2 separate regions of the Mus musculus genome follow, and region 2 is linked to region 1. The links are chromatin loops, found by intact Hi-C in ENCODE. Cell type or tissue: heart. All regions are shown on one strand.

What was found. A loop is a pair of places that touch in the nucleus more often than their neighbours do. Peaks named below come from ENCODE experiments on the same cell type or tissue, not always from the same donor. Only the 100,000 strongest peaks of a DNase experiment are listed, where the experiment ranks them.
Region 2: it touches region 1 in a loop (3-fold over the local background); 10 of 42 quality-filtered maps call a loop at or near these places.

Annotation. Positions count from the first base shown.
Region 1 is chr7:16,891,140-16,893,639 of GRCm38, reverse strand. It overlaps Gng8 (guanine nucleotide binding protein (G protein), gamma 8), which reads right to left and starts at 1,854. Exons shown (of 4, transcript NM_010320.3): 1 at 1,284-1,854; 2 at 1,129-1,190. In heart, a CTCF peak has its summit at 1,433 (motif pointing right); DNase peaks (open chromatin) are centred at 1,449, 1,899 and 2,479; H3K4me3 peaks cover 2,212 bases; H3K27ac peaks cover 1,284 bases; H3K27me3 peaks cover 1,235 bases.
Region 2 is chr7:16,811,284-16,813,783 of GRCm38, reverse strand. Fkrp (fukutin related protein) reads left to right here. Exons shown (of 3, transcript NM_173430.2): 3 at 1,808-2,500. The coding sequence starts at 1,849. Among named protein-coding and RNA genes, the nearest start is that of Strn4, 3.4 kb to the left of the region's middle. In heart, a CTCF peak has its summit at 1,080 (motif pointing left); a DNase peak (open chromatin) is centred at 2,093; H3K4me3 peaks cover 858 bases; H3K27ac peaks cover 561 bases; H3K27me3 peaks cover 2,120 bases.

The DNA.
Region 1 (2,500 bases):
TCTCTCTCTCTCTCTTTCAGCCATTCCTGTTTAGAGCCTGTCTTTCTCTGGAGTCCCTCTGTCACACTTGCACTAAAAGACGGGCCCTCCAGGTGTATACGCTCATGCACACAAGCCTCTCCTCTTCCCACTCAGCCTCCCACTCTTTCACAGGCCATCAGAGTAGCAGCCTCACCCCATCACAGCACATCACAGCACACAGACTCAAAAGTCGCTCACACAGGGATGCATCCTATTTTGCTGGGTCACTGAGTAACCCAGTCCCGCCCCACCCCCCACCCCCCCACTTAACCCAACACACAATGACAAAGGTCCTTAATATACCTGCCCACTGCTGACACTCATGATTTCTCACAGCAGAGGTCACTGCACAGTCAGGCACAGTATCTTAGAGAGTCAAATGTATACATTGTTACCTACCAGTGCAGCTTTAACTTCTCCTGAAGTTCGCATTCACACTGTCTTGGAGTCTCACACAACCACATACTGGTTCAGCCTCACTGCCAAGCGCTCCATTGCCTAGTGTGACAGAGAACCACGTGCTTTTCTTTCCAGGAGCGCCTTTGTGTGGTCACATTTACTCCTGGTCAATTTCCTGATACACAGTGGCCCACATTCTCCCTCCCCATACTGTGTCACATGTTATTACTATCATAGCGGCACAGTGTCTTTTGGTATCATACATTGTTGACATTTGATAACATGGTCTTTTACACACACACACACACACACACACACCATTGTGGGCACAGCCTTTGCTGGGCCTTGAAGTCTATACTACAAACACTTGTCACACTCACTCACTCACTGTTTCTCTCTTCTACATTCAACATTCCCTGTCTCGCAGACCCTGTAAACTCACCTCTGCCACCCAGAACAATCACACACCTTTGCACAGGCAGTCACAAACACAAGCCAACCTCTCAGCGTCACACGTGGTCACCCAGTTTCTCAGGACTCACCAGTGTGGCAGACATACTGTCTCACATCCACACAGTTGGCCACACTAGGTCCCTCTCCCGAGCCTCCCTCTTGCATTCGATCATTTGATCACTTGGGCATTCCAGCTCCCCTGACTCTCTACGCTCTGTAACACGCGTGGTCACCCTTACATGTGGTCAGACTTACGAACAGTCTCCAGGCAGGTCCTCTCTCAGGTCCAATGCCATACACAGTGGCCCACAGTCTCGCTGATAAAGTGTAACAAGTATAACATGGTCAGCCACACATCACACCTACTCTAACAGTCCCACTGAACCCCTTCTTGTCATTCCTAATCTCACCTTGTCACACAGTCACACATCATCTGCTGGCGTCCCACACCACCTCTGAGGCGTGCCCTTACACTGGCGTGGGTCGCACCACCTCTGGACGTCGCATCCAGACCACAGCATCGCTTGCTTGCCTCGCCGCCATCAAGGACTCCCTATTGGCCACACGGTGGCGCCCGCGAACCAAAGTCGCTGCAGGAGCTCAAGCAGAAGAAGAGGCGAAGACTAGGCGTCCCCGTCCGCCCAGCAGAAGATAGAAACGGGAGATCTGGGGGACCCAAGAAGGATAAGAGAGGGAGATGGCTCCCTAGGAAGGTGAAAGTAGTGAGGGATCAGAGTGAGAGGACGGAAAATGGGACAGAGAACTTCAGAGGGCGGTGAGAACTGCAAAGAGAAACAGAACTAAGTTCACAGAGAGACAGACGAAGGATAGATGATGGATGCACAGGGAGAGGCCACAGGAGACAGATACACAGACTGAGCCTTGGAGACAGACACTCAGAGACCGAGTCAAGCCTGCCAAGAGACAAGAGAGACAGAGGGAGCCTTCCCCGCTGGACCACACGGCGGAGGCCGTGCCTATAGGGAGAGAGCATGCTGTGGGTGTGATCAAGGGAGGGGCTTTGTGGGGTGTGTTGAATGGGGCGTGGCCTGGAGGGATGTGAGGGCGGGGTTTAACGTTCCTTTTCATTCTGGCTCTCTGGGATGCTGGAACCCTGGGCAGGGGTGGAGTAAGGAGAAGCGTTTCTTTTGCAGACAGCTCAACCCTATTTTCACAGCCTGCCCTGGGAAGCCAAACTGGTGGGGAAAGATACCAGCCTCTGATAGTTCCCACCTGGCAGTACCGGAGATAGACTCCAAAATCTCGTATGTGCTAAGCAACCACTGAGCTGTATCCCATGGCCCTTTTTAACTTTTTCATTTTGAGACAGTCTCCTATAGTTGCGCTAGACTGGCCTTGAACTTTCTCTGTGGCCAAGGCAGGCTTTGAACTTGCGACCTTCCTGCATTGGCCATTCCAAGGGAGCTGGGATGACAAGTCAGAGCCACCCTGATAGCTTTTTGGAGTTGGGAGTATGGAACCCTGGCTCCCTGCCCCCCCTCCCTCGTGGGTTCACAGGGCCAGGTTGGAAGGAGAACACGGCCCACATCTGGAAAGTATCAGGCGCGCCGGACGTGCCAGGGCCCGGGGCCGGGACTGCGGAAGGGGGAGGGGAGCCAAAGATTGG
Region 2 (2,500 bases), 80 kb after region 1:
AATTCATTAAGAGTATGAGTGTTTTACCTGCATGCATGTCTACACACCATGTGCATGCCTGGTGCCCACAATGCCCACAGAGGCCAGAAAAGGGCACCAGAGTCCCTAGAACTGGAATTCCAGATGGGTGTGGGTGCTCTTCACCGCTGACTTCTCTCTCCAGCCCTGCTTTGTGTTTGTTTGTTTTTTCCCCCTTCTTCTTGATTGTATTGTAGTTTAAACATAAAGTAACTTTTCATGTTATGCAATAACACCGCTAAAAGCCACACCCCCCAGGGGACCCCCTTGATGGTGAATTTTAGACTAGCCTTCTGTCTTAGGTAGGGTTTTACTGCTATAAACAGACACCATGACCAAGGCAAGTCTTATAACATTTAATTGGGGCTGGCTTACAGTTTCAGAGGTTCAGTCCATTATCCTCAAGGCAGGAACATGGCAGGATCCAGGCAGGTGTGGTGCAGGAGGAGCTGAGAGTTCTATATTTTCATCTGAAGGCTGCTAGCAGAATACTGAGTTCCAGGCAGCTAGGCTGAGAAGTACAATGACACACCTACTCCAGCAAGGCCACACATCCTAATAGTGCCACTCCTTGGTCCAAGCATATACAAACCATCCCACCCTCTATTGCAAAGCCATGCCTCCAGCCCTGCTTTAAATTAAAAAAGAAAAAAAAAAAAAATAGCACGTATAGCCCTGGCTAGCCTGGAACTCACCCCATAAACCAGACTTGCTTCAAACTCATGGAGATCCACCTGCCTCTGCCTCCTGAGTGCTGGGGTTAACGGGAAGCCACTGTTGCTTCTTTCCTCCTTTTCCTACTTTTGGATTTTTGTGGTTTGGTTTGGTTTGGTTGGGTTGAGTTTGGTTTAGATTTTTGAGACATGCTTGCCTTTCCCATCCTCCTGCCTCCTCTTTCCAAGGGCTGAATTACAGAATGTACTATGGCTTTTAAACACTGTGATCCTGGGCTGAAGAGATGGCTCAGAGGTTTAGAGCACTGGCTCTTCCAGAGGTCCTGAGTTCAAGTCCCATGGTGGCCTATATCTCATTTATAATGAGATCTGGTGCCCTCTTCTGGTCTGCAGGCATACATGCAGGCTGTGTACGTAATAAATAAATCTTTTTTAAAATTTGTGATCTAATATTCCTAAAATCAAATGCATCACTGGCACACTCACAGTTCAGTAGTACTAAGTACATCTACAACAGTGTGGTGTCCACACCTGGAAACCCCACATCGGGAGGTAGCTGCAGAAAGACCAACAGTCCAAGACTGGCCTCTGCTGCGTAGCCTGGGATAATGTGTGAAACTACAGCCCTCTAAACACCCTCACATTGTTAGGCAAGTAAGGTGTCAGAAGTGTTTCACCTTACAAAACTAAAACTGGGTGCTGGGGTTGTGCTTAAACCACCTTCCTGGATCCACCAGTGAGGGGCTGGGAGTGGGGCTTGGTGGTAGAGCATTTGTCCTGGGTAGGGCCCCAGGTTCAACCAGTTCACAGCTCTCCCTCCACCCTCTGGCAGCGACCAGCATTGTTTTTTTCATTTGCAGGGGTGATGGGTTCAATTTTTGGTTTTAGTTTTAAACAGGCCCTCACACATTAATTTAAGAACTCACTGTGTAACTGAGTGGGAAAAGTGACCCCATGACGTGATGCTTACAAGTGGTCTGTTTAGGGCAGGGGCATGAACCAACCTAGGAATTCCTGGAGGGCCTGAAATCAGATCCAGGAAGGGCAACTGAGAATTCAAGGGTAAGGAATGCTGACAACTTGCTCCACACTCCCTTTTCATCCTGTCTCCCCAGGATGCCCTGGACGCCCCAGCTAGGGTCTGACATCAGGCCCCATGCGGCTCACCCGCTGCTGGGCTGCCCTGGCAGCCGCCATCATCCTCAACCTCCTAGTCTTCTTCTATGTGTCATGGCTACAACACCAGCCCAGAAACTCCCGGGCCCGGGGTCCCCGCCGGACTTCTGCCATTGGCCCCCGAGTCACCGTCCTGATTCGGGAATTTGAGGCTTTTGACAACGCGGTGCCAGAGCTAGTGGATTCCTTTTTGCAGCAGGACCCAGCCCAGCCCGTGGTAGTGGCGGCCGACACACTCCCTTACCCACCCCTGGCCTTGCCTCGCATCCCCAACGTTCGCCTGGCTCTGCTCCAGCCAGCCCTGGACCGGCCAGCGGCGGCCTCGCGCCCGGAGACCTACGTAGCCACCGAGTTTGTGGCTCTAGTGCCTGATGGAGCGCGGGCCGAGTCACCAGGCCACCTGGAGCGAATGGTGGAGGCGCTCCGAGGGAGCAGCGCGCGCCTAGTGGCCGCCCCGGTCGCCACCGCCAACCCAGCGCGGTGCCTAGCTCTGAACGTCAGCCTGCGGGAGTGGACTGCGCGCTACGACCCAGCTCCCAGCGCGCCCCGCTGCGACGCTTTGGATGGCGACGCTGTGCTGCTGATGCGCTCCCGCGACCTCTTCAACCTCTCGGTGCCCCTGGCGCGGCCGC